Regions from separate parts of the Mus musculus genome. Here all the other regions are linked to region 1. Evidence: chromatin loops called from intact Hi-C (ENCODE). Cell type or tissue: left cerebral cortex. All regions are shown on one strand.

Evidence for each region. A loop is a pair of places that touch in the nucleus more often than their neighbours do. Peaks named below come from ENCODE experiments on the same cell type or tissue, not always from the same donor. Only the 100,000 strongest peaks of a DNase experiment are listed, where the experiment ranks them.
Region 2: a loop joins it to region 1, with 4 times the contacts of the local background. A loop is called at or near these places in 26 of 42 quality-filtered maps.
Region 3: a loop joins it to region 1, with 3 times the contacts of the local background. A loop is called at or near these places in 4 of 42 quality-filtered maps.
Region 4: a loop joins it to region 1, with 2.2 times the contacts of the local background. A loop is called at or near these places in 7 of 42 quality-filtered maps.
Region 5: a loop joins it to region 1, with 2.7 times the contacts of the local background. A loop is called at or near these places in 3 of 42 quality-filtered maps.
Region 6: a loop joins it to region 1, with 7 times the contacts of the local background. A loop is called at or near these places in 4 of 42 quality-filtered maps.
Region 7: it touches region 1 in a loop (3-fold over the local background); 25 of 42 quality-filtered maps call a loop at or near these places.

The regions. Positions count from the first base shown.
Region 1 is chr5:34,634,584-34,638,583 of GRCm38, forward strand. Mfsd10 (major facilitator superfamily domain containing 10) reads right to left here and starts at 2,629. Exons shown (of 13, transcript NM_026660.3): 1 at 2,344-2,629; 2 at 2,011-2,200; 3 at 1,827-1,923; 4 at 1,438-1,541; 5 at 1,026-1,184; 6 at 787-948; 7 at 468-576; 8 at 268-379; 9 at 8-116. The coding sequence starts at 2,184. It overlaps Nop14 (NOP14 nucleolar protein), which reads right to left. Exons shown (of 18, transcript NM_029278.2): 18 at 3,953-4,000. The coding sequence ends at 3,969. In left cerebral cortex, a CTCF peak has its summit at 2,384 (motif pointing left); DNase peaks (open chromatin) are centred at 518, 1,139, 1,476, 1,990 and 1 more place; H3K4me3 peaks cover 1,808 bases; H3K27ac peaks cover 1,581 bases.
Region 2 is chr5:34,521,804-34,525,803 of GRCm38, forward strand. It overlaps a transcript of Sh3bp2 not described here. Among named protein-coding and RNA genes, the nearest start is that of Tnip2, 9.8 kb to the left of the region's middle. In left cerebral cortex, a CTCF peak has its summit at 2,474 (motif pointing right); a DNase peak (open chromatin) is centred at 2,579; H3K4me3 peaks cover 256 bases.
Region 3 is chr5:34,372,143-34,376,142 of GRCm38, forward strand. The region is part of intron 1 of Fam193a (family with sequence homology 193, member A); the gene reads left to right. Among named protein-coding and RNA genes, the nearest start is that of Fam193a, 4.2 kb to the left of the region's middle. In left cerebral cortex, CTCF peaks have their summits at 2,411 (motif pointing left) and 3,796 (motif pointing right); no DNase peak of the experiment used is centred here.
Region 4 is chr5:34,358,710-34,362,709 of GRCm38, forward strand. No RefSeq gene overlaps it. Among named protein-coding and RNA genes, the nearest start is that of Fam193a, 9.2 kb to the right of the region's middle. In left cerebral cortex, a CTCF peak has its summit at 97 (motif pointing right); a DNase peak (open chromatin) is centred at 1,734.
Region 5 is chr5:34,334,548-34,338,547 of GRCm38, forward strand. It overlaps Rnf4 (ring finger protein 4), which reads left to right and starts at 1,703. Exons shown (of 8, transcript NM_011278.5): 1 at 1,703-1,994. It also overlaps A830049F12Rik. In left cerebral cortex, no CTCF peak of the experiment used is centred here; DNase peaks (open chromatin) are centred at 1,743 and 2,350; H3K4me3 peaks cover 2,385 bases; H3K27ac peaks cover 1,681 bases.
Region 6 is chr5:34,572,207-34,576,206 of GRCm38, forward strand. Add1 (adducin 1 (alpha)) reads left to right here and starts at 1,458. Exons shown (of 16, transcript NM_001331082.1): 1 at 1,458-1,707. Mir7036b (microRNA 7036b) reads left to right here and starts at 1,945; the gene lies at 1,945-2,007. In left cerebral cortex, a CTCF peak has its summit at 1,628; DNase peaks (open chromatin) are centred at 1,464, 1,926 and 2,548; H3K4me3 peaks cover 2,836 bases; H3K27ac peaks cover 2,393 bases.
Region 7 is chr5:34,516,005-34,520,004 of GRCm38, forward strand. No RefSeq gene overlaps it. Among named protein-coding and RNA genes, the nearest start is that of Tnip2, 4.0 kb to the left of the region's middle. In left cerebral cortex, a CTCF peak has its summit at 2,098 (motif pointing right); DNase peaks (open chromatin) are centred at 2,104 and 3,556.

The DNA.
Region 1 (4,000 bases):
CCCTTACCCTCGTCACAGCTGCAGCTTCCTTGCCAGGGCTGATCCGCCGGGCGTAGGTGCCCTGTATGGTGGCCATGGTGAGGCCGATGAAGAAAAACATCTTGCCCTGCTGCAGGCTAGGAGGTGGAGGGTGAGCGCCCAGCCCCCTAGGCCACCAACTGCCTGGGGGATGGGCAAGGCCACCAGCCAGAGTGCTGGGAGGGGTACCACAAAGGCTTCCTGGACCTGGGGTCTGAGAACCTCGAAGCCACTAATATGGAGACCTACCTGCTGAACTGGAAGCGCTGATGTGCCAGGAAGCTGAGTGTGTACTCCAGGCCTGAGAACAGGAAGAGGTAGAGGAAGTAGACAAGACCCAAACGGCGTAAGTTTCTGAGTCCTGCAAGTCAACACAGACCACAGGTTGATCGTTGTTCATGCTGGTTGGTCAAGACTCTGAGAGCTCAGTCCGGGGTAAGCCTCCTTACTGTGCTCAGCAGGCGGGTCCTGACTGTGAGTGACAGCCGCAAAGCGAAGCAGGGCCAGGGGGCTGAGCAGGTGGGCAGCAGTGTGGAAGCCCAGGGTGACAGAAGATGCCTGTGGGAGAAAGCGAGGGCTGGCCAGGAGGCTGGGAGCACACAGCCTGGCAGCTTAGGGACCAGGACCTGTCAGATCCCAGAAACCCAAGAGGTGTTGTGATGTTAGCAGCTTGAGGGCAGGCCAGTCTCCCCTGCCAATGGTACAGATAAGAAAGGAAACCCCTTCCAACCCTCAGGAGCCCTCACCCCTCCGGGGACCCGGGCCTACCCGCTTTTCCTGGGGCAGTGTCTCTGGCAAGAAACAGAAGATGAACAACATGTCGGAGATGGCAAAAAGTAGGCTGATCCAGGGCACCATTTCCACAGACAGGAATGCTCCCAGCATGGGACCCAGAGTAAAGGCCAAGGAGAAGGCTACCCCGATGACTGCCTAGGGAAAAGACCTGAGCTAGGCATGGAGTCTGAAGCCCAGACATCAATCCCCGTTCCCTAGGTCTGTTCACTCACCATGCCTTGGCTGCGGGTTGGAGGTGAGCCCAGGTCAGCGACAATGGCTGTGGAGAGGTTAACGTTCCCCTTGCTGATGCCTCCGATCACCCTGGAGGCCAAGAAGGCCTTAAAGCTCCGAGAGGTAGCCCACACTGCATAGGAGATGGCCAAACCTGTCTGCCAATGGGTGGAGGCCAAGTGGCAGGATCGGTCACTTCAGGCCAGGAAGCACCCAGAGCAAGGCAGGCAAGCATATAACCCTCAGACCCGGGCCACTTGTGTCCCTGTACTTTCCTTAGGTGTATTTAGCTTGGTGTAACACCAGGGGCCAGAAGATCCCTCTAGAAGGGATGGGAGCCCACTGTTGGCAGGGGAGCCCCACAGCTGCATTCTCCCCTCTGCCTGTTGACAGCTGGCTCCAGAGGCTTACCAGGGACAACATCATCACTGGGCGCCTCCCCAGGTAATCAGAGGCAGCTCCTGTGAGTGGTGCGGAGAAGAACTGCAGGAGGGAGAAGGCCGAGCCGATGAGACCTGAGAGACAGAGGATCAGTCCTAGAGTGTTGACCACACTTAGCCCTATATTCACAGGCCATCGACTGAAGCTCGGGTGGCCTCAGTTTAAAAAAAAAAGCCAACCAAAAACAAAAAGACAAAACAAAACAACCCCCTCCCCCAAACAACAACAACAACAAAACCAACCCACACCTTTCAGTTAAAGGAGGCAGGAACCCAGGGAGGATGATTGACCAAGAGCCTAGGCAGAACTAGCTCTCCAAAAAAAGGTTGTGGGCCCCAGCATGGCACACAGCGACATACCTCCGAACAGGACACTGTTGTACCTCTTTTCCGCTGGCATCCCGATGGCTGAAGCAAACCAGTCTACCCCACGCTGCCAGGAGCCATAGAGGGGGTCCTGGGTAAAGAGGAAAGTAACTCCAGCTGGATAAATCTGTGATAGGCTAGGCATGGGGAGAGCTCCCGCCTTGGGGGAGGGGCTTACTTGTTCGCGGCCGTGTCTCTCCAGCAGCCCAGGCAGCAGAGGCAGCAACAGCGTGAACGCCAGGAGGTCGAGTAGCAGGCCGAGGAAGAGCACGATGATCACGCGACGCTCGGACGCGGGCCGAGGCCGTATAGGCGGACGAGGCGTACAGCCCGCATCCCCTGCCCAGCCCATGGTGGAAGCTCCGACCCTGCTGGGGGAAGGAGGGTGTGGTGATGACGGCCCCGTTTACCTGACAATTGAAAGCTGAATTTGCAGGTTCTTGCCAGACAAAACGGAAGTGGTTCCAATGCGGTCCTGGCACACCCTTCAAGGCCCGACTCCCTTACCAACCTAGGGCAGCAGTAAGCTCAGGGCCGCAGTGGTCAGGGCGCCCCCTGTTGTGAAGCGGGTAACGGGGAGAAGACGGGAATCCCTGGTTGGGGAGTCGTAGGCGCCCTGAGCTCCTGTTCGTGTACCACTTCGGCCTCCTCACACGATATCGAAACCTTTGCTTCCCACCTACCCAGCTGGGACCTGTGCACACGTGCCGCAGCTCCAGGCGGGGACAAACGGGTGGATGAACAGGGAACCTCCCTGGATAGCAGCCACACCCCGGAGGCTTCGGAACAGGCACCTCCTCTTCCGGGAGGCCGTGCTGTGGCGGGAACTGGGTTTGGAGTCTCCCAGCAGCCAAGTATAGAGAAGGCTTGCAGGCTTCCAGATGCATTAGAAGCAAGCGGTGAAGTTCTGAAGAGCTAAGTGTATGTAAGAGACAGCTTGTCTGTGCAGTTCAGTCTCCTTGGTACCTATATATCTTTCTTTTGAATCAGGGTCTCATGTAGCCACGGTTGACCTTGAATTCCTGACCCTCCTACTTTAGCTTACTCTAAACCATGCTGGAGTTGGGGATGGTGATGCCCACCTCTAGTACCAGCACTCGGTGGAGACAGAAAGAACAGGATTCAGGATTTAGTCATCCTCAATCAACTCTGAAGTATGAGAACAGCTGGAGCAAAGACTCATCTTTTAGATAGATGAACCACTAAAGTCCTATCCCTTCAGTGCTGTTAACCTGTTGGAGCCATACAGTCCACACTGACTCTTTCCCAGAGGACAACACCGGATGCACTCGAGTGATAGGCTCTTCTAGCTGGATTGTGTTCCCCTTCTGACGACACAGGACAGTATCTGGAGGCTCTATAAACTTTTCCTTGGCATGTTCCTCCTCATAGATTGCTCAATCTATGCCCAGTATCAGATTTGGCCACCCTGCTTCTTGCTGCAGTTGGCTACACAGAGCCATTGTACGGCAGAGCCCTGTGGCTAATTCAGGCGTGGAGGAAGCTGGGGCTGGATGGTAGCCTAGCTGGTGCGTGTGTCAGGCCCAGGCCCCTCGTGGGTCATGCAGCCTCTGTCCCAGAAGAATCACAGGGAGAGGTGACAAGGTGAGTACTGTTGGTAGATGTAGCCCCTGTAAGCCAAGCTGCTGAGCCCAATCTCCCTTCAGGGTTGTTCTTGACCAGCACTTTCTGAGCTGCAGGATGCCCACAGCCATTCATTCTGTGCTCCAACAGTGGCTTCACCACATCCAAAACGCAACTCCTACTCAGCACCACCAACCCTCGCACAAGATCTCACACCTCAGAGCCATAGCAGGTGACAAGGGCCAGGCTGGACGTAAGGATTCAGTCCTGTTCTGTCATGTGTGATAGGTGATCTGATAAGTGTGTGGGAAGGCGACTTCACTGTAAAACGTATATAATGTACTTACCCACACTATGACAGCTTGTCAGTTTTATGGACAACTGCCTAAATGTCATTCTGTGTGTGGCTATCATCTAACAGTGCAGAGCTCTCACAGACATCCCCAACCTGTGTCTGAGCATGGCAGGGAGATGGGACCCCACACTCCACAATGAACCCCCAGAACCCTTCATTACAACACACCACACAGCCTTGCTACATTACAAGACAATTTATTTTTTGAACTTTTTCCTCTTAAGAGCCT
Region 2 (4,000 bases), 110 kb before region 1:
CTCCCTACCCTCTGCTTCTCCCTCTGCCTTGATTCTGACTCACACCAGCAAAGGAGAAAAATTTCTGTCTCCCCTTGAACAAGTCCAGTGTGAGGGAGCCACAGAACCTGTCCCTGGATAGAGGAAGACCTAGAACCCAAGAAGGCAAGACGTTAGGCCGTTCTCCCAGCAGAGGACCCAGCCTTGTTCTCACAGCCTGCCAGATGTTTGAGGCCAACTTTTCTCCCACCTGCCCCCCACCCATCCACATCTCTTTGTGGTGAGCTAAATCATCCACAAGGTTTCCAGGCCTTACCCATCCCTTCCCTACCCACCCTCAATGCTTTGGTCTATGGATTTTCCTGCTGTCCCCCATAGGAGTGGTCAGTAGCCTTCAGCTTTGGTCTTACCCAGAAACAGGCCTGCCACGGGGAAGCAGCCTCACCATGAGGCCATTCTTGGGAAGAGAAAAAGGAAGGCAGTTCAATGTTTCATCGGACAGAGGAGCCTGATTGGGAAGGCAGTCCCTTTCCCGGAGAACTCTACCTGTTGGCTTTTTATTTTCCTTCACCAGCCATTTACTAAGCATCTACTTTGTTCCAGGAAGTGGATGAGCCCTGAGGTAAGCCAGGTCTTGCTCTAGTAAGATGGCGTTCTAAAGGGAGTTTGGATGTGTCAGATGTTGGGGTTCAAAGGTCAGTAGAAGAGGAAGGAACAGAAGGAGAGTGGACAATCTTTAAAAGAAAAGGAGGGGGGCTGGTGAGATGGCTCAGTGGTTAAGAGCACTGACTGCTCTTCCAAAGGTCCTGAGTTCAAATCCCAGCAACCACATGGTGGCTCACAACCATCCATAACAAAAATCTGATGCCCTCTTCTGGAGTGTCTGAAGACAGCTACAGTGTACACACATATAATAAATAAATAAATCTTAAAAAAAAAAAAGAAAGAAAGAAGAGGAGGGCTAGGGAGATGGCCCAGTCCATGAAGTGGACCCCAGCTTTGGGGGACAGGCTGAAACAAGGGACCCTGCGACTTGCTGGCTAACAAGCTATGTTGATGAGCTCTATATTCACTGAGAGATCATGTCTCATAAAACATGGCAAACTTCCAAGGAAAGCATTTGACATTGACCTCTGGCTTCTACATGCATGTGTGTGTCCACGTACATACAAACACACATACACAAAGAAGTAAAGAACTCTCTTTTTTTTCAATGAAAAAAATGTTTATTACTATGTGCATGTTGTGGGAAGGGCACATGGTCCCGTGTGCTTACAGAGGTCAGAAGTCAAAGGGTAACTTTGTGGAGTTGGTTCTCTCCTTCCACCTCTGCATGAGTTCTAGAGATCAAACTCAAGTTGTCAAGCTTTCATGGTAAATACCTTAACCCACCGGGACATCTCTCAACCTGTGGACTGAGACACCTTAGGGTTGTCAAATGACCCTTTCATAGGGATAGCCTAAGGCCAACGGAAAGCACACTTGTAAATTATGATTCATGACAGTAGCAAGATTACAGTTATGAAGTAGCAAGAAAAATAATTTGATGGTTGGGGGTCGCCACAACATGAGGAACTGTGTTAAAGGGTCTCAGCATTAGGAAGGTTGAGAACCACTGCTGTAGTCCAAGGAAAGAGCCTTCTAACAAAGAAACGGTGAGGCAGAGGACAGACAGACAGAAGTGAAGGGATAGGTCAAGATATCTGGGGGTGGCAGGGGGGGGTGAGGAGAGCAGGGAGGGAACCGCAGGACGGGAGGCTCTGGGACGGGAGGCTCTGAGACGGAAGTGTGCCTGGAACATGGGAAGAGCAAGCAGGCAGTGTGACCACTCAGAATGGGAGCAGTGAACAGAGGTCCCAGGAGGGGTTGGGCAAGCTTGGGCTCACCTATGGATAAGGTCTTTGCTCTGGGGTGAAGACAGTCTATGAGAAATTCTGAGGTGAGATCATAACAGATTTCCTAGTGAGGGGCAGGCCAGAGGAAGGAGCAGGACAATGGCTGGCAAAGGTAGTGTCATGGTCATGAGCTGGTAAGACCTCCAGACAGACAGAAGTACAGACAGGATGTGGGATGAGAGAGTAGGGAACAAAAGTGACCCTTGAGCTTTGCAAAGGGAGGAAGAGGTTCTGGGATAAGGGGACACAGGGAGAGCTGCTAAAGAGGCCTCAGGTGGCCAGGAAGAAGATGGCCTGCAACCTTGCTTGCACAGGAGGACTGGCTCACTACACGTGTGTTTGCAGAGACCTGCTTTCCCCTCCTTGTGCCTGCTTAGGGGCTTTGCATCCCTTCTGCTCGCCTGAAGCATGGGCTCTGTCCTGCACATCCTCTCCATCTTGTCAGCTCCAGTTGGGAGGGAGCTCTGGGTGCCCAGGTCCTCGGCCTCACCACAGCTACATTTCAGGAGATGGTAGTCTCTAGTCCCTTCCATCTTCTCTGAATGTGACATGTGGAAGCCAACCCTGCGTATACCTTCAGTTAGGTTCCTGCAGGTGGCACCAATGTCTGGCTTTGCTCTACTTCCCTCCTGGTCTCTGTCCCTCCCCTCAGCTTTGGGGACAAGAGATGCAAAGTGACATGATAGCATCTGTGTCCATTTCCCATTAGCCATAAGGATCAGAATTTGCCTTGAATCAGGGTCCCCAGGGCCCTCAATGAGGCCATGCATTTGATTAACTGAACTTGATGCAAGGGATGTCTAGCCTTTTGCACCCCTGAGCCAAGTCCTAGGAGTAAGGCAGCTGTGTGAGGTGCTGATGGGGCCAATCAACAGTGGACAGAGGAGGGGCTGAAAGTATAGGATTCTGGGCCAAACAGCCTAGTGCTGTGCACCTGGCACTCTCCACAGGAGAAGATGGAGCAGCCTGGGCAGGCAGAGGATCATAGACAACTTAGGTACACAGAGGTGATACCTGGGCAGCCAGAGGTGGGAACATGATGGGTACCCCAGAGGGATGGCATCTCCACCAGTCAGCACCTGTCTCCTCAGCCTCTGGGATCCATGAGAGCTAAACTGTGGACAGGTGGTGTTGCCCTGGGGGCAGAGACAGGAATGATGAGTGTGTCAACCCTGAGGGCTGAAGGGCTAGGATTCTGGGCTCCCTGCTCCTCTCCTCACTGCCTTCACCTGCGGAGGGGGAGGGGGAGAGGAGGGAGGGGGAGGAGAGGGGGAGGGGAGAGAGGGGAGGGAAGAGGGGGAAGAGGGGAGGGGGGAGAGAGGGGGAAGAGGGGAGGGGGGAGAGAGGGGAATGGGGAAGAGAGGGGAGTGGGGGAGAGAGGGAGTGGGGGAGAGAGGGAGTGGGGGAGAGGGGAGGGGAGGGAGGGAGGGGGAAGAGAGGGAGAGGGGGAGAGGGGAAGGAAGTGGGGGAGGGGGAAGAGAGGGAGAGGGGGAGGGGGAAAGGGGAGGGGTAGAGAAGAGAAGAGAAAAGAGAAAAGAAAAGAAAGGGAAAGGAAAGGAAAGAAAAGAAGAAGAGAAGAGAGAAGAGAAGAGAAGAGAAGAGAAGAGAAGAGAAGAGAAGAGAAAAGAAAAGAAAAGAAAAGAAAAGGCTGGGCATGGTGGTGCACGCCTTTAATCCCAGCACTTGGGAGGCAGAGGCAGGCAGATTTCAGAGTTCGAGGCCAGCCTGGTCTACAAAGTGAGTTCCAGGATAGCCAGAGCTATACAGAGAAACCCTGTCTCGAAAAAACAAAAAAAAAAGAAAGAAAGAAAGAAAAAAAGAAAAAGAAAAGGAGAAAAGAAAAGAAAAGAAGAGAAGAGAAGAAAAGAGAAAAGAAAAGAGAAAAGAAAAGAAAAAGAAGAAAAAGAAAGAAAAAGAAAAAGAAAGAAAAAGAAAGAGAAAGAAAAAAGAAAAAGAAAAAGAAAGAGAAAAAGAAAAAGAAAAAAAGAAAAAGAAAAGGTGTGTTAAGCTGCCAGAGCTGGAGAGGGAACGGGTGGAGAAGGCGGGCCAGGGGTGGGGCGGAGTGGCAGTGCGAGGGTGGGGATCAGAACCTGGGAGGCGGGGCCAGATTGGAGGCGGGGCCTGCA
Region 3 (4,000 bases), 260 kb before region 1:
TGGGTGCCTTATATGGCACAGCACAGGTATGCATAACAATGTCAGGTAACTGTTGGACCTGTACTTCCCAGAGAGAAGTCTTGAGCTTCCTCTACTCTCTCTAGGTCACCAAACCAGAAGGTGACTAAGAAAGGACAGGAAGGACTGTCCTTATCCTTAGTAGGGAGTCCCACATTGCTCTTAGTGCTGGGCACAGAACTGTAGGTTATACTATCTTATTTGAGGTGGCTCCTGAGCTAGTTAGTGGAAATGTGGGTATGGGTAACTTCTTGTGAAATTGTTGGTCCAGAAGTAAACTCTGGTGTCCAAGGCTCAGGGTGCAGGTTGCACAGATTTAAGTTTCTGAGGTTCCTTTGTGCTTGGTGTCAGACCTGTACTCCTTGTTGGGCACTCAGATCCTAGGCTTAAGATTAAACAAATAAATGTAGGGAAGATTGCAAGCAGTGTTTAGTGGCAGTCTGTAAGTGATGTATGATTGTGGCCATTGTGTTTCAGGATGCTGAGCTGGTCTTTTTAGGGGTTCTGCTTCTAGATAATAGGGCTAATGTTTTTGTTGTTGTTTTGTTTTTTATTCTAATTGTGAAATGGGGAAATTTGGACTCAGGTCTTGGACTTGAGCTTGTGCAATGGTTAGACTACTCACTCAGTGAACAGTTAGGTGAAGCATATCAAGAGTAAATCTAATTATTTTGCATTTCTATTTTAAGATGATTTTCATAATGTTCATGATACATTAAAGTGGAAAGGATTATAGGTGTTTATAGCACAGAGCTGTTTTTGTAAAATATTGTGTGCATATGGATTTACATAGGAAAGTCTTGTCCACAAAGACTATGGTGGGCATTCTGAAGCTTATTCTTTCCTTTTCCCACATGCTTCAAGCTTTCAAAATTTGAAATCTGCAGTGAGCGTTATTCATGGACCAAGAAAGTGAATGGCATTAAAGCCTGAGACAACTAACAGCGTTTTTCTGTTTTGTAAATAAACTAGTGAAGGGTTTTTCTACCACCCTTTGGCACTTACATATTTTGATATTAGGTACAGAAACAAACATTATCTACATAATGAGAATTGTATTTTCAAAATAATTATCTAACATTTAGTCATATATACTTACAAAACCCAGGTTCCTTCTATTATGGAAATCGACCTGTGTTATTAGTTGTTGGAATATCAGATTACATGTGACATATTCACACAGGGCTGGAATGGGGATTTAAGGTTATTTTTGTAATGATGTGTGAGATTTATAAAAGGATGCCATTTAAGGTAGGGGTCAAAAGGAGTTTTCAAACTGAAAGTTAAAGTCAGAAACCTGTCACTGGAGCTGGGCGTGGTGGCACACGCCTTTAATCCCAGCACTCAGGAGGCAGAGGCAGGCGGATTTCTGAGTTCGAGGCCAGCCTGGTCTACAAAGTGAGTTCCAGGACAGCCAGGGCTACACAGAGAAACTCTGTCTCGGAAAAAAACAAAACAAAACAAAAAAGCCCCCAAAAAACCCTGTCACTGACTATAGGCATTTGTAATAATGAATCCCCTTTTATCCTGATACTAGGAGTGTAGATAACAATGGGCTAAGGCCATCATGCAAGTGCCTCTTGATCTTAGAGGGTATTCAGGGTCTGGTGTTCATTTGGGTCTTTGTAGTAGGTGAAGGCACACTTGTAGTTCACATTGCTTTGTGATCTGAGGAAGTAGCTTGAAAAAAAATCTAGAACTTGAGGTGCTTTAAAGGATTACTAGTTTAACTTAGCTTACATTAACTACAATCCAGGCTTTAGAAAAAGTGCCATCACAGAGAGCCCTGTTGTGGCAGGTTTTTAGAGTGCTTCATGACATGAGTGTTCCAGTGCCCTGTGCTCCTTCATCATTCACTTCAAGGTGTGATACCTGTCTTGGCTATATCTTCCACTTGTTTGTGAGTTTTATACAAAAAGGGTTGTTTTGTGCCTCAGTGCTTTGGCTCAGCTTTTCATTTGTGATGACTCCAGGGTAAGATTGCTTTTTGCTGTTGTTCTATATAGGATGTACACTTTACACTGTGAAAATTCCTCAGTCTGTCTGATGTAATGTGGATGGACATTGAGATGCTTTAAGGCTGATGTGAATGAGCTTACATTTCTGCTTGTGCCTTTTGATGTGCATGGGCACTGTTTGAATTGGGCATGTTTCTGGGAATAGAATTGCTGAGTATGTAGATATGTGACTTGAGGTTCAACTGATCAGTTTTTCTAAGTGATGCTGCTGTAGGCTTATTAAAAGTTAATGTATAGGGGGCTGGAGAAATGGCTCAGCAGTTAAGAGCATTGACTGCTCTTCCGAAGGTCCTGAGTTCAAATCCCAGCAACCACATGATGGCTCACAACCATCCATAACGAGATCTGGAGCCCTCTTCTGGAGGGTCTGAAGATAGCTACTGTGTACTTACATGTAATAAATAAATAAATATTTTTTAAAAAGTTAATGTATAGCAAAATTATGTTTTGTCTTGGGAAACAGATGTTGTGTTGTTGCTTGGGTTGGTCTCAAACTCCTGAATTCAAGTGATCATTCACTTTAGCCTCTCTGAGAACTTAGAACTGTAATAGTATACCACTGTGCCCAGCTTTGTGATCCTAAGGATTGACCTTGGGGCCTTGTGCATGCTTACTACCTATTGCTCAGTTCTGCCTCCAACCTCATTACTCTGATTTTAACGCATGTGAGTCTCTTGAGGTTACTGTGTCAGTCAAGGTACAGGACAGTTTCATTAATCAGAAACATACTCCTGTTATCCCTGTACAATTGTACTCTCCCCCACTCTTTATTCTTGACACTCACTGTTACTTAAGAAAGAACAAAGTCTCATTATGTAGTCCTGGCTGTCCTGGAATTTGCTTTGTAGTCCAGGTTAGCCTTGAGCTTAAAGATCTGCCTGCCTGTGCCGTCAGAGTGTTGGGCTTAAGGGGGTGCACCACCACTGTCCAGCTCAGAACTGCTCATTTCTGGTTGGATTGCTATTTTTCCAGTTTAGAAAGTTCTTTATAATTTTGTGTTTGTTTGTTTGTTTTGCTTTTCGAAACAGAAACAGGCTTTCTCTGTATAGCCCTGGCTGTCCTGGAACTCACTCTGTAGACCAGGCTGGCCTCGAACTCAGAAATGCACCTGCCTCTGCCTCTGCCTCCTGAGTGCTGGGATTAAAGGCGTGCGCCACCACGCCCGGCTGTGTACAAGATTTTACATGTGATTTGTAGACATTTTCTTCCAATCTTGTCTTTTATTTGTCAGCAGTTATTACCACTTTAAAAAAAAAATCTATTTCAAAGATTTATTTTAAATTTATATGTGTGTGAGTATTTTCTTATGTAATATGTGCCCCTCATGTGTGCTTGGTGTCCACAAAGGTCAGAACCTGGATTCCATGGAAGAGCTGCAACTGTTTTTAACCACTGAGCCATGTCTCCAGCCCTTAGAGCTTTAACTGTTGTAGAGATGAAAAAAAAAATTAATAATTTTCTTTTTTCTGAGAATCATTTTTGTTTTATTCTGTTTTTTTTGTTTGTTTGTTTTTTGTTGTTGTTTCCATACATTTCAGAATCAGCGTGCTGATACCTAGAAGTAGTTTTTATGGGACTGAATAGAAACACCTTAAATCTCAACATAGATCAGTTTGGTAGAAAATTGACAGTTAATATTTTGAATCTTCCAAAAGGTGAAATGGTAGCATTTTTTTCTCTCTTTTTTAAAAAGATTTATTTATTTATTTATTTATTTATTTATTTATTATATCTAAGTACACTATAGCTGTCTTCAGATACACCAGAAGAGGGCGTCAGACCTCATTATGGATGGTTGTGAGCCACCATGTGGTTGCTGGGATTTGAACTCGGGACCTTCAGAAGCACAGTCTGTGCTCTTAACCACTGAGCCATCTCTCCGCATTTTTTTCTCTTAATTGGCTGTCTTGTTTTCTGCATGTAACATAGAGACCATATAGCTTATGTTGTTTCAGATGTGTGTA
Region 4 (4,000 bases), 280 kb before region 1:
AGATTTATATATTTTATGTATATGAGTACACTGTCTTCAGACATACCAGAAGAGGGCATCAGAGTCCATTACAGATGGCTGTGAGCCACCATGTGGTTGCTGGGAATTGAACTCAGGACCTCTGGAAGATTCTCAACCTTCCTAATGCCATAACTCTTTAATACAGTTCCTCATGTCATTGTGACCCCAACCCTAAAATTCTTTTTCGCTACTTGATAAATAATTTTGCTACTGTTATGAGTCATAATGTAAATATCTGTTTTCCTGTAGTCTTAGGTGACCTCTGTAAAAGACTTGTTTGACCCCTAAAAGGTTTGTCATCCACAGGTTGAGGACCACTGACTTAGAGTTAGCCACTGTTCGTAGCCACACTTGTTCTTCAGAGCATCACCAGTGGCTATGAGCTGAGGTGACAACCAGTGATCTATGGGAGCACATGTTTAGAAGGCAGTTTGACAGGCACATCACATCCATTTAGTAAAACAATGAAGTTGTTTGCCTGTTGGGACTTACAGTCTCTCCAACCTCAGGATTTAGGCCTGGTTTGCAGTAGTAGCTGTCAGTTCCCTCTTGTGGAGTAGGCCATAAATCCAGTCAGAAGGCTATTGGTCTTTCTCATGATAGCAGAGTCATTATTGTACAAGCCAACTACGTCCTGCCTGGCATGCTGGTATTTTAGCACTCAGGGTCCAGAGCTGAGCAAACAGTGGTGACAGTTTCCCACTAGCAACCTGTGTGGCCCCAGCTGATATGGTGGCAATTTCTAGTTTAGTCCCAGCTTAGTTTTTCCATGCCCTGCAATCAAAGTGTATGATATCTTTAGCCGTAGGGTGTTACTATCTAGTTCTGCCATAGAACCAACTGCAGTAGCAATAGCCTTTGATTCTGGGGCCTCAGGGCCTTCTTGGCTAACAACTCCCAAGGAGGTAAGCCCACCCCTGGCACTGTTGTTTTCAGTCAGGAACCTTATGGCCTCTGGGAGTGTTCTTTTTAACCCACACACCATTTGAAATCTTTTTCTTTTTAACTAGCCCCAGTAGGGTAAGCAGAAGTATCATTGCACCTGGTTGTCTCTCCAGTGGCTTTTGAAATCTGTAAAACACTCAGGTTAGCATCACGTTGTTTATATAATAAATGGTGGGCTTATTAGAGGAGAGGCAGGACAACGCAGTATGCTGAACCACCATCCCATAACAAACGTCAGCCAAAACAAAGATAACCTTGGTGAAGTACTCAGAATGCCTGTTTTTAATCTGTTCTCAGAGTCATGTGATCCCAATGAGCCACAACTCATAAGATACTAAAGTTGGACATAATACTTAAGGTCTAATAGAACATGGAAAGGTTCCATCCATTTGTATCAGTTATTTTCTCTATGGATCACTCTTGGGTACAAATCATGGATGGGCAGTCCTAATTTAAATCACACCCTGCAGCTCTCAGAAATGTCCCCGAGCCATTACATTTCCCTATACTGGAGTTCTTTCACAGATCCTCTCTACATTTTTTAAATTCTTACTTCTGATGAACTTAGTGGACCTGACTTAAATCTACTCAGCTCTACTCAGGGCCAGAGGTGAGTGTGACCCTGCCATCCACTGTTGCAGCCGATGGCTCCCTGGGTCAGAATAGGCCAGGGTTGACACTGTGGATGTAGTTGTAGCTGTTGTTCCTCCATCCACCATGCCTGGCAGTTGGGGGAGATTCTTGTATCTGCTGACTTTTCCAGCTGCATCCCAAATCCCAAATGACTCATAGGTTTATGAATAAATGCCTAGGCCATATGCTTTGACTCATTCCCCAACTAGTTTGCAACTTAAACTATTCTGTGTCTGCCACGGGCTAGTTATGTCTCCTAAGTTTGATGAATCGGACTTCCTCAGAGTCCAGGGTGAATCTCTCACCTCTGACTATCTCTGAGTTCCAATCTCTCTACTGGAATCCCCAACCTTTTCTTCCTGCCTTTTGCTAATAGCCCATCAGGTTTTTATTGAGAATCGATGCTTCCACTCAGAAAAGATTGTCTCTCTACAGTTTCTGACTGGGCAAACCATCTCTACCCATGCATGACCTCTTGTGGGAGAAAAATGTACCCTTCTTCTACTTGGGGTAGAAGTATCCATTCCTGAAACAGGCTTGATCTTCTTTATCTGTTTTCATCATTAATGTATTTTGTGAACTGTTTCGGGCTTCTTTCAGAAGGTCCTTAGCACAGAATATGGCTTTTTACATAAATTCACCACATTTGAGCCTTTTCCTCTACTTTGCCATTTTTTAAAAAAATCTTTTCTGGGTTCTTTTACTTTACAGATACATTTTACATGTTGGCCTAAGTCACTGAGTCTGCCAGTGCCTCCTCCTTTATAAAGTCGTGTCCCCTCAAAGGGCTCACTCAGTAAAGCCACTGACGCCCCGTACCAGCCTTGAGGCCCCCATTGGATCAACCTATTCTTTAGCTCCTCTGTGAACATAGTTCTGTCTGGCCCGATGAACTGGGGTTCAAACAAAGCTTTTCTTAGTTTTAGTTCCTTCATTAGTGTCTGTTTCTCCTCTGTGGTTTCTAGCCCCTGCTATTTGTGGGGACCTCAGGTGGAAACAACCCAGTGTTTCTAATGACTTTAATAAGCCAGTCCGCTAGGGACTGACTTTCTGCCTGCTCTCTCAGGTCATGAATGTAGCCTTTGCCTTAAAGGAGGATATGTAGTTACATTACTTAGTTCTTTTGGACTCCACTACAATCAGATGGATCCCATCTGCTCCCATGTCCTACAGCCTTATAAGAGGCAACAGGCTCTTTTATTGTTTAAAAATCTTTTCTAATTTAAGCAGTTCATGATCACCTTGTACCAGACCAGCCCCCTTCTGTACGGTGGGTTGGAGATTCTCTCTCTTTCTCTCTCTCTCTCTCTCTCTCTTTTATTTTGACTAAAGGTTGAAGGCTCTTAATGCTTTTACTACTTCTCATCCTCTTGCTTATCTAATTTACTTGGCAGATCAGAGGCTAACATAGAAGATGCTAGCTGTATCTCTCATTACAACTGCTCCTTTACACAAACAAGTTCTGACTGGATGCCGCCTTGGCCTCAGATGCATTTCTAGCCGACAGAGGCCAGACAACCTCTGCTGCTGCATCCTGACAATCTTTTTTTTTTTGGTTTTTCGAGACAGGGTTTCTCTGTGTAGCTCTGGCTGTCCTGGAACTCACTTTGTAGTTGAGGTGCATGTAGTCTGTGTAGTGTGCTCCAGGTTTCCAGTGTTTTTGAGATACTACTTGTGGGGTGGGCTTTGGTGATGCAGTTCTTTCAGTCATATCTGCTCCTGTAAGTAATCCATCACCCATATTCCTGTAAGTAACCCCAATAAAACTCGTTGGTTCCCCAGCTTGGTTGGACTTAGGTGGTCTTCATAGTTTTGTCTGTTGTGGGATCTCTATCTGTGGGGAGTAGATATATATTGCATCTCCCAGAAAAAAAGTTTTGTCACACAACACAACTGGCACCCAAACAAGGACACAACAGAACCAAAGATAAGTTGGGGAAGAGTGAGTACATTAACCTGGCTATGAGCAGCAAGATATGCAACTAAGGCAACACAGCCTGAGGTGGAAGCATCCAAAGAGAAAAGCTGACACAGTTGTGCTTTTCTGTGTGACTTGTGTTAATGCACTTTTGTGCTATGACAGTGGTTGCATAGGTCTTGCTATGATTAGGGAAACATGCAGCTAAAACTAAGATGTCAGGATTAGGAGGGTATATGGGAGGAATCCCTGGATGCTTTATGAGTGGGGTCCACCATGTGTAGATGGAGACACTCTGAAAACAGCAAAGGGTTTAGAGGAACTCTTGCAGTCTTTGAAATTAGTACACAAGTTAAGATTGTCAGTATTGCTGGGTGATGGTGGCGCACACCTTTAATCTCAGCACTTGGGAGGCAGAGGCAGGCAAATTGCTGAGTTCAAGGCCAGCCTGGTCTACAAAGCTAGTTCTAGGGCAGCCAGGGT
Region 5 (4,000 bases), 300 kb before region 1:
CCTTAATTTGCAAGGATGTAACACAGAACAAACAGGAACTTATTAAATACAAACAGAAACCTTAACTTGCATAGGACAAACAGAAACTTACTAATTACAAATAGAAACTTTAACTTGCAAGGACTTAACTTAGGACAAATAAACTTTTTTGGTGGTTTGTTTGTTTTTTGAGACAGGGTTTCTCTGTTATAGCCCTGGCTGTCCTGGAACTCACTTTGTAGACCAGGCTGGCCTGGAACTCAGAAATCTGTCTGCCTCTGCCTCCTGAGTGCTGGGATTAAAGGCGCCACCACTGCTCGCTTTTTTTGGTGTTTTTTGAGTCAGTGTTTCTGTATAGCCTTGACTGTCCTGGAACTAGCCTATCAGGCTAGCCTCAGACTTAGAGATCTGCCTGCCTCTGCCTCCTGAGTTTAATCTCTGCTGGGATTAAAGGTGTGGGCCACTACTTCCTGGCAAGAAATATTTAACTGTTTAACTGCAAACAGAACCTTTAACCTATAAGGGTATATATTCCTGTTTTGGTCTCACCTGATTTAAGTATTCAAAAAATTATAAGAAATACCTACATTTTTCTTACAAATGTAAGTTCTCTTTATTCCTATTTATAACATTTGGAAAGCATGCCCAAAACATCAAAACACATTTTACACTGGAGTCAGGTATGTATTTATCATACACACTTTATCCTAAGTTCTCTTATAATTCCATAAAACGTCAGAGATTGTAATATGGAAAATATTAACGGTCGGGTTTTGATCTGCTTCGCCATGTTAATCAATCTTCCAGGATCTATATCCCCACAGAAGCAATTCAACCACATTTAGGATAACCTTCAAATCATCTGCTCAAGTAGTCTGAGGGTCCTCATCTATTTCTTTCTAGTTGCTATTTATCTATGGATAGATCATTTTCCAGTTGCTAAACCCATCCCTCCACCTAGCCCAGGAGCAGCAGGACTTGTATTACCTGTTAGCACTCACATTCTTATTAACCGGCAGAAGTAGGTAAAATGGATAACCTGTAATAGGTGTGAATGGACTGAGACTTGCCTAAAGTTATTATACTGGTTTTCAGATTCAGGTAAGAGAGATTCTGTAACATGAGATGTCCTAAGACCCAATTCCAGGCCCTGGTCTTGCCCGAGGCCGTTCTTTGCATTCCATGGGACTTGTGTTCTGAGTCCTGCCTTTCTCGCCTCTGCCCCGACACACTTGGGCAGCTAACCCGCAGACTCCTGGGCATGCCCAGCTCTACCTTCCCCCGCCTTTAGCACACACAATGTCTAACTGGACGTTCTCTTTCGTCTAGTCCTCAAGCTTCCTCCAGGTAGGCCTCCCAAACGTATAGGTGAGCCCCCTGTCCAGATGATGGGATTCCTGCGAGGGAGAGTCCGGGGACCGACATGCCTAAGAGCCTGGCACTTATGGTGCGAATCCCGGCCTGGTTGCCTGTGGATCAGCAGAAAATTGGGGCCTTGGGCGAGTCTCTGGTACGCCTCATTAACGACCGAGGAGACGGAGAAGGGTACGGATTATGGTTTAGGGCTAGATGCAGCCGTAAGGGCCACCGTATACCAGGTCAGAAGCCAAACGAAAAGTCAAACACCCAGCGGGCAAGCTCGCGACGCGCCTCAGCAACGACACCGCCAAGTTCTCGTGGGAGGAGCGCGACTGGCGGCACTCTCGCGGGAAGTGGAAGCTCCCGCAAGCAGGCGGGGGGCGTGACCGGAAGAAGGTGTATTTCAAAGTGGTAATAGATGGTTTTCTCACCCAATAAAATTGCAATTTATCCTCCTAAACCGGTAGAGCACGGGAGAAAAGGCGGGAGAGGCCAATAAGGGCTGAGAAGGGCGGGCCGGTGCCGGACGAGCGGAAGTGGGTCTTCGTGAGGCGGTGGAGGCTTGCTTGAACGGGTCTCCTCAGCGGCGGCTGGAGTCGGTACGTCCTTGCCCGAGCTCATCAGCCGAGGCGTCTGGCAGCAAACCCCAGCTCCAAGTAAGGCTGGGCTCCGCAGCATGGAAGCGGCGGGGCAGGGCGGTGCGGGCGTGGAGCGCGGGCGGCCTCTCGGCCCGCACTGGGGTTGGTGGCCGCCCGCCTCTCGCAGAACCGCGCTTCTCCGGCTTGGGCCCTCTGCCGCCTCTTTCCCGGAGAGCACGCGGTTGTCGGAACATGGAGCGGCGCCGTCGTCGGAAGTAGGGAAATGTCTTGTGTGGGGGTATCCGCTCGCCAACCCGCGGCCTGGCCGGAGAACCTCTTTCGCCAAGTAGGAAGGGAAACTGAGGCTCGGCGAGGGTTGGGGGTCGCCCAAGGTCACTCTCGGGGCCGGGCGGGCGGATTGCAGAGAACCTGAGCGAGGTTTTTGTTCCTTGCTGATGACGCAGCCTTTGTGTGGTCGCGTCGCCGCCCCGCCTTCCGGAGGCCTGCGAGTTTGCTGGGGCACCCGGGCCGCGTGGCGGGCCGTATCTAAGTTGCGAGAGTGCCGAGGACGCTTGCGGGCTTTGGAGCTGAATGGGGTTTGGGCTTCCAGGAGCCACTTTTGGTTCTATCTATGGTTAGTCAAGCGGGCGATTGCGACCTCCATCCTTAGCCCGGTGCCTGCTCGGGCCCTTCCCTCAGGGCCACATCTGTACACAGGGATAGGAAACTTAACCTTTAACATTGTTCGCAGTGGACGCCATTGTCCACATTTTGATTAGGGCGGGGGAGGAGTCCAGATATGGGCGTTCCTGCTTTTTGTTTTTTTAAACTTTACCCCTGGGCGTTTTAAGCTTCAGTTTTTCGGTCTGCCGTTTAGTTTAGGTTGCCCAAGTAATTGGGGGAGCCCGAGGTTCACAAAGGCTGAGGTAGTCTGAGGTCTTTCAGCCTGCAGATTGACTCTTGTTCCTGACAATGGTGAGAGGGAACCTCTCTCCAGCCCAGACCCCACACACACCTGGTGCTTTTTCTTTTTAATGGTTGGAGAAAACACTTGCGTCCCGGTTTGCCTGTGAGTTCGATGTGAAATGAGTGGAAAGTTGTCTTGCTTACTAAGTACTTTGAAGAGTGCTTGTGATTCCAGCCTTTCAGAGGTAGAGGCAGAAGAATCAGGAATCTGAGGATATGTTCGGTCCTAGGTGGAATCGAGGCTAGCCTGGGCTACTTGAGACTCCATTTCAATAACAGTTTTGGTTTTGTTTCCTAGCTTATTTGGTTGTTCCGCCCCCCCCCCCCCAGGAAAGTTGGTTTCTTGGTGACTGTAATATTTATTTCATTTCTGAACAAAGGGTATTTATTGTTTTGTTGGGACTGGAAATTGGACTCAGAGCCTCACAAATGTTAGGCAGCTCCTTTACTACTGAGTTACATCTCTGGTCCTCTTTTTATTATTACCAATACTGATGTGTTGTATGATGTGGGCACCCGGGTGCCATGATGTATATTTGGTGGTGAGAAGACAACTTTGTGAAGTCAACTCTTCCTGTTTTTTATGAGATTACTTCGGTTTCAATTAATTTATTGGATCTCTATAAAGCTAATGCATTACCTGCTATGGTAAACAAACTCCTCATTTTACTTTTTAGTTTGAGAGAGGGTCTTCCTAAGTTGCCTAGGCTACCCTTGAACTTCCTTGATAGTCCTGGCAGGCCTTGAATGTGGCAGTCCTCCTGACTCAACTGAGATCATGGGCCTGTAAGAATCCTACTACCAAGTCTTTTTTTTTTTTCCTGATAGAGAATATAATTTCACATGTATTGAAAGGATCCATTTCCCCTCTAGATCTGAAACTCTTCCATGTCCCTCAAGAAATAAAGTATAGCCAAACTGGTGGATCATGCTTGTAATCCTGTGTATTCAAGAGATTGGGGCAAGAGGATCATAAGTAACTGGGGCTGTGGAATGAGTTCTGGGCAAGTGAGTTAGCCTCATTCTCTCTGTAGGTGTGGGTTATATATGCTTCTAGAAACCAGTGTTGCCTCATCATTATTTGACTTCTTTGAGACCAGATCTCTAGGCCTTAGTAG
Region 6 (4,000 bases), 62 kb before region 1:
CTGGACTTATAGGCAACATTTCTAAACTTTTATATCTCTATATATTTCATTTTTAATCACTCAACCCTCTCTCCAGTTAAAGTAGGGGCTTATGGAGGGCAGGTGATTAATGGAGTTTTGACTGATGTCCGACTCACAGTAGGTCCAATAGGTCCCCGGACACATCCTGTGGTGATTTCCCCAGTTCCAGAATGTATAATTGGGATAGATATACTCAGAAATTGGCAGAATTCTCATATTGGTTCCCTGAACTGTAGAGTGAGGGCTATTATGGTTGGAAAGGCCAAATGGAAGCCTTTAGAGTTGCCTCTGCCAAAGAAAATAGTGAATCAAAAACAGTATCGTATTCCTGGAGGAATTGCAGAAATTACTGCCACTATCAAGGACTTGAAAGATGCAGGGGTGGTGGTTCCCACCACATCTCCGTTTAACTCTCCTATCTGGCCAGTGCAGAAAACAGATGGATCATGGAGAATGACAGTTGATTATCGAAAACTCTCTCTCTTCAGCAAACTTTCACTGGCATTAGACTTGTTGCTGGGTGCTGGAGGATGTCAGAAAAGTCATCTGAGAACAGTCAACATGTAGGGCAAATGTTCCTAGGACAGAGGGTACTGACTGGAATCCACAACCTCTCTGACCCTTATGGGGTCAAACTCAGAGCTCTTGCTGTGAGGATCGGTTTGTTTTTGTTTTTTGAGACAGGGTTTCTCCGTGTATGTAGCCCTGACTGTCCTGGAACTCACTTTGTAGACCAGGCTGGCCTCGAACTCAGAATCCACCTGCCTCTGCCTCCCAAGTGCTGGGATTAAAGGCGTGCGCCACCACGCCTGGCTGAGGAGAGGCTTGGATACACACTTCTGTCACTTGAGCCAGGCTCGAGGCTTCAACCTTTAATGGTTTGAAGGGAACCAGGAGCGGGACCCCTTTGTTTCCTTTGGGTCTTTTAGGATTCAGTTGACAGGAGAGACAGTAGGGACTTGATCCTTAGGTTAGTTTACCAGGTCGCTGCCAGGTGGACTGGTTCTGCCAAGGCCTCACCTAGCCTCATTCCCTGCCTCTGAAGAGGCCTCGGTGTTTGTTAATCCACTGTCATCCGGCGGGCCCTTCCTGTCTGTGGAGCTTTATCAGAGCACACACAGACATCTCAGTCCTGACTCCACCCTGATTGACAGCCCAGTCTCCCAAACTGCCTACTGATCTTCTCGCCTGAAGCGCACCTAGACCGTGTCCGTTCGCAGTCAGTTTGTGGGTCTGACCGTCTCAGTGGGAGAACTAGCGTTCCTGTGAGCAGGTGCACCAGCCCGCCGTCCCGGACGCAGCCAAAGCGACCCCTAATCCCACTGTGACACCGCCTTCAGCCGGAGGCCGGAGTCTACCCTTCTCTCCGCCTCCCAGGGCCCCGCCCTTCTCCGGGCCTGCCCCTTGCTTAAGATTGACCAATAACAGAGAGTAGTGCTGGACGGCGGTAGGGCGTTCAGACCAATGGGGCTGTGCATTGTTGGGCCGCAGCGCCGCAGGCCGCACCCAGCTTGGCGGCGGGGGCGAGTAGAGGGGTGAGGGTTGAGGGCGGGAGAGGACGAGGGCTGCTGCAGGCGGCGGGGGGTGCGCGGCAGCCAGGGGGCGGAGCCCAGCGCGAGCCGCAGGCGAGGCGGCGGCCGCACTCGGACCCGGGAAGCCGTGCTCTCTCCCCGATTCTCCGCGGAGGTGAGGCCCGGGAGCGCGGCGAGGTCTCCGGGGCCCCCAGCGGGCGTAGGGCAGGGGCGGCGGTGCTGGGCGGGCAGGGCAGGGCTGGGCAGGGCCCGGGGCCTCTGGGGCGCCTCTGGTGCGCTGAGGAGGGCGCGGCTAGGTCGCTGCGGCGCGGGGTGCCCGGGGTCTAGGTGCTTGCCTCCGAGTGCGGGGGCGAGGACACTGCATCGTCGCTTCCCAGGATGGCCCGGACGGACGCGGGGTTCTCTGTGGAAGCGGCTTGCTCGGCTCTGAGCTTCCTGGTGGGCCTCGGGGTCCTCCCGGGTCAGCATTGTGCTAATGGTGGCTCCAAATGCTGGTCACTGCAGAGATTGTGGAAAGGTGCATCTGGGTTCCGCTTGTCGGCTCTTTTAAAAACTGACACCTTCTGCCCCAAGAGAAAAAAGCCAGCTCTGTCCACGGATGGTAGTAATGAGGTGGTCGTGGAACTTCCTGGAGATGGGGCTTGCCTTTCCTCTCTGTTTTATCGTTCAGACCTCTTCCTAAAAACACTTCGTTTTTATAATTCAGTTCCTGGTTCAAGGTATTTGGTAGATGAGTTGTGTTTGTTTTATGCACACCCATCTTAAAAATAAATATTTTGGTTCACCTGAAACTGCTGTTGTTTTGACCATGATTTTAGGCCTAACGTTGTTAAACTCCCAAAGACCAAGAACAAAGCTAAAATCTGTCTATGCATAACTGCTCAAGAATTTCAGAGAGATTGTGTGTTTGTCAAAAGTGGGTTGAAATCTCAGTCGGGATAGGAACTAGATTGCTAAGGGATCCGCTATGTCTCCTTTGCAAGCAAGCTGGGAGTCGTGGGTGGACTCAACAGGCTCCAGAGAGGAAGGAGGTTGCAGGTCGGAGGTGAGTTTTATGCGGGTGGGATTCTAAAAATCGCAGTCTTTAATTAAAGCCAGTGACGTAGGGATCACATTTTAATTCTAAAACTTTGCTATGCTTCGTCAATTCGCAGCCCAGAATGGTCTGGAACTGAAAATTTCTGCCTCTGCCCCTAGTTCTAGGATTACCTTGAGGTTGACACCACACCCTGATAGTAAAGTTGTTTTTTGAGGAAGTATGAATGGTGTTGACCTTCAGAACAGCTTTTCAGGGTTTAGATGTGGTTTCGCAGAGGTGCAGGTCGGTGTGGTTAGTTTACTCATGTGTGTGTAGGTTAGTGAGAGTCAGCAAATGAAGCGACTAGGAATTCTAATCATTCTGCAAACTGGGATAGTGTCCTTTCTAAGATCTGTTTTACATAAACCATTCAGGTTTTCACTTAACTCTTGGTATTATCTGATACTATTGTTTTTGTTGCTTTGCTACACACACACACACACACCATTCATTTCATGTAATCATGTTGAGTCAGGACATTAAATACTGAAATGCTTCAGACAATACTGTGCTGGCTAGGGTTTAAAGTTAACTTGACACAGGCGAGAGTAATTTGAGAAGGAACCTCACCTGAGAAAATGTCCCTACCAGATTGGCTAGGGGGCAAGTCTGTTGTGCACGGTTTTTGATAGATGATTGACGTGGGAGCTCAATGTGTAGGTGGTGCCCTTGCTGGGCAGGTGGTCTGGGTGCTACAGGAGAGCAGGCTGAGCAAGCCATTAGAGCAGGCCAGTAAGCAGCCCTCCTCCATGGCCTCTGCAGCAGTCAGCTCTTTTCCTGCAGAGTTCCTGCCCTAACTTCCTCTGGATGATGGACTAGAAGCTGTAAGGTGAAGCAAACCCTTTCCTCCCCAGGTTGAGTTTGTGTTTTATTACAGCACTAAAAACCCTAACTAAGACAAGTGCCCAGGTATTTTTACTGCATGAGGCTGTTTGTATTGATTTCTCTTTTTTCCTTCCTCTCTCCCGTGTTGAATAAACTCTTCCATATACACACATTCACGTTTGAGAGATAAGCATTAAACAAGTCATTATTTATGCATTCAGTTTCAACAATTGCTAGCTGGATTTCTATAAAGTGTGTTAATTCTACTTTTAATATACATTATGTACTTCTAGACATCTAGAAAGATTAGAAATTCCAAAAAAGAAAAAAAAATTTAAAGCCGGGTGTGGTGGCGCATGCCTTTAGTCCCAGCACTTGGGAGGCAGAGGCAGGCGGATTTCTGAGTTCGAGGCCAGCCTGGTCTACAAAGTGAGTTCCAGGACAGCCAGGGCTATACAGAGAAACCCTGTCTAGAAAAACCAAAACCAAAAAAAAAAAAAAAAATTCCCAAAAAGGAATTAAGTTTGTCCTGCATATGCATATT
Region 7 (4,000 bases), 120 kb before region 1:
AGCATGCACGTGTGGGTGTATGTGTGTAGAGATCAAAAGTTAATGTCGAGTGTCTTCCACTGTTTCTCTTAGCCTTATTTTTTTTTGAGACAGGGTCTCTCACTAAACCCAGAGCTCATGGATTGGCTATACTGGTTGGCTAGCAAGTTCCAGGGATCCACCTGTCTCCATCCCCAACCCCAGGACCCGTGCTAGGGTCATAGATGTGTGTAGTCATGCTTAGTTTCACATGGGTGCTATGAGTCCAAAATCAGATTCTCAGGCTATCTGCTCGAATGTCACTGGGCTATCTCCCAGTCCTCAGGCTATCTGCTTGTACACCACTGGGCTATCTCTGCAGCCCCCTTGAAGATCTTTTTGGTTTGTTCTTTATTTTTCAGTCTCTTCACTTTGTAACCCTGGCTAGCCTGGAATTCTCTATGTAGATCAGGCTGGTCTGGAACTTATGGAGATCTGCCTGTCTCTGTCTCCCAAGTGCTAGGATTAACAGTGTATGCTACCATGCTTGGATCTTGTTCTTTACTTTTTGATGCTGGGTATCACTCTGTAGACCAAACTGGAACTCATTTTGTAAACCAGGCTAGCCTTAAACTCAGAGTAGTTCTTCTGCCTCAGGCTTCTAAGTTCTGGGATTATAGTTAGAGCTACCATCCCCAGCTACACTTGAAATCCTTTCTCTTATCGTATCAGAACAATTGACATAGAGTGTAGCACTCCCACTGGGGCATCTCTAAGCCCCACAAAACAAGTCAGTTTCTGGAAATACAGAGGGAATGCCAGTCAAATTAAGTAAGACAAGATTCAAGTCAGCCATTGTACCAGCTCTAAGAAAAACACTTTGGGTTTCTGAGCTTTTTGGGGACTTTAGAATTGTAGATGAGAGATTCCAGACCTCTAAGGACACTGACCATCTATGACATGGTTAAGATTCTGCAAGTTAACACAGGAAGTTCCTGGCATACATGTGCCTTCAGCTGAATACAGGGCCTGGGTCCTAGAGAGTCATAGATGAATATTCTAACAGTGGAGGCAGATGCCCAGTCCAAGAGGTAGGGAAACTTTATTTAAGCACATTAGTTAATAATTGTCATTAATTGGAACACACCTGGGGGCATGGCCATGAGGTTTCCAGGGAGGATTAATTGAGGAAAGACCCATCCTAAGTGGAGGCAGCACTTTGCATGTGCTGAGCTCCAGGCTGAACAAGAAGGAGAAAGTGAACTGAGTACCACTGTTCACTTCCCTTGACTCCTGCTCCAGCTGCCATACTTTCTCCTTCTGAGTGACTGTGTCCCCTCAAACCAGGAGCCTAAACAAACCCTTCCTCCCTTAAGTTGGTTATTTATTTATTTTAGGCATTTTGCATCAACAACAAGAAAAATAACATATAATAAGGAAAAGATGGGGGGAAATATGTGGGGGCCAGGAAAGGGAGTGGAGTATCCCAACTTAAAGGGTGATTAGATGAGTCACTGCACAGACTTATGATCCCAAAATTCTAAGATGCTGAGGCAGGAGGATCGTTTGAGACCAGCCTGTGCTAAGTAGCAAGTGTGTTTGGGGGGAGGGGGCGCTATCTATTGCAATGTAAAGAATGAAGAGGAGCTCGGTACTTGGGTTCCCAAGAAAGGGATACAATGAGCAAGGGAGGGTCCCCAGGGATACCCAAGAGTTGGATGGAGAAGACTGGAGATCCCAGAGTCTCGGACTCTCATTCTGAGTTTCGATGGGCCGCGAGTTTCCAGTGATCCTGTGGAGCAAGTGGACAGGCCGCTGACCTAACTCTGGCTTAATTTGTCAGACTGATTCCTCAAAGGCCTCTTCCTCTGACTCTCACACAGGTCCCTTTGGAATCTGCAACTTTTCCTAGTTCTTTCCTGCTTTATTTTGAATGCTGGGTCTTCAGCCCTGCCCTGTGACCTCAAGGGCCAGTTGAGCCCAAAAGGAAGCTGTGTAAGAAAGCAGAGGCCTCCCTCTGAAGGGGAAAGGCTCATATGTGAGTCTGTGGCCAGTGAGGTTGTCACCCACGCACACTGCTGTAACATTCCCAGACACATGAGGCCTTCACAGGTACGAGGGTCCTGCCATGGAAGTGTCCACAAGGGGGCAGTGTGGCCACAAAGGCTTGGGGACTAGAACTTCAGGCACCAACCCCACCTACTCTAGTAGGCTTGCACAACATCTGATTGAGCCTGGGTGGCTGGCTAGGGGTGTCTCTTCCCTAGACCTTGGACACATAGATGAGCAGCCCTTTTACCTTGGCCTTCCGATTAGCTAGGACTCCAAGTGTGTGCCACTACAGCTGGCTTAGAACATGTGACCAGTACCCTCAAGAAGCAAAGAGAAAAATGTGTATATATTCATGAAAAAAAAATAGAACTGGGTGCTGAGAAGATAGAATATTTAGAAAATATAAAGAACTCTAGAAAATTAAAAATATGAGCCAGGCAGTAGTGGCGCACACCTTTAATCCCAGCACTTGGGAGGCAGAGGCAGGCGGATTTCTGAGTTCGAGGCCAGATTGGTCTAAAAAGTGAGTTCCAGGACAGCGGGGGCTACACAGAGAACCCCTATCTCGAAAACCAAAAAAAAGAAAAGAAAGAAAGAAAGAAATAAAGAAAATTAAAAAATTAAAAATATGATTGTGGAAGTTTCAGATATAGCTCAGCTGGCAGAATGGTTACCTATGGAGGTCTAGATTCAGTCCTCAATACTGAATATACTGGGTTACATGAGATCCCCCCGCTCCGTCTCATCTCTGTCTGTCTGATTATATATATATATATATATATATATATATATATATATATATATAATACACACACATAGAGCAAGCATACACACATGATCATAGAAGTTCAATATGTATATGTATATACATATATCTTGAAATGTATATATACATGATCCTAGAAAAATACATATGTATACATGTACATGAGTATAGAAACTCAATAGAAGAACTGGAAGATAAGATTGAGGAAATCAGCTGGGCAGTGGTGGCTCATGCACTTGGGAGGCAGAGGCAGGCAGATTTCTGAGTTCAAGGCCAGCCTGGTCTACAGAGTGAGTTCCAGGACAGCCAGGGCTACACAGAGAAACCCTGTCTCAAAAAAAAAAAAAAAAAAAAAAAAAAAAAAAAAGAGCAGGGGGAGTCCTCAGGAAACATGTTCCCTTCTCAGGAGCCACTTGAGGGTGTGCTTCTCCAAAAAGAAGGGGAAACCGAGAAAGGAAGTTTGGGAATCTCACTGTAAGGGATTCCAGGGACGCAAAGACAGTGGTAAGACACTGGTGAAGGGGGCTGCAGGGCCACACTTAGAAGTCTGTTGTAGTCTGATGGTGTGTCTGGTGTAGTGGAAGGCTATCTCGGAGATCTGGGCATTAGGTGGGATTTAAATTATTTATTTAATAAAGGTAAACAAATAAAAAATGAAAGCATTCAGTAGTTCCAGGACAACCAAGCCGAGGAGAGGAAGCTAGCTAGCTGCCGGGAGGCTGTACGTGAAGGCTCTGCATCTGGAGCTTCAAGCATAGCTATCTAAGGCGAGTGCTGATGCTATGGGCTAGGAAGTAGCAATAAGAGTGTCCTTTAGGGTTAGGGAAGTGAAACAAACAGAAAAAAATGGGCAGAGTTGAACTGCGGCCCCTGGAGAAGGCGAAGGAGGGCAACTCCTATGTTCTGTGAGCCTTGCCAGCTATGGGATTTCTCAAACTGTGGCTCAGGCCGTTCTAAAAGTCACTGTGTAGCCCAGACCAGCAATCCTCCTGCCCCAGCATCCCAAGTATGGTGATTACAGGCATTCACGGTCAGGCTTGGCTGAAATGATGGAGCTTGGTCTGAACCTGTGCCTTAGGCTCAATCATCTGTGTGGGTCTGCAGAGGGGGTCCCGGAGTTACAGCACCATTTCTTAAGATGGTAAATAAGGAAAATCTATTCTCAGCCTATGCAAGCTGGAAGAGGGACGCCATGCTGCCTGCCTCTCACCTGGGTACTTACTA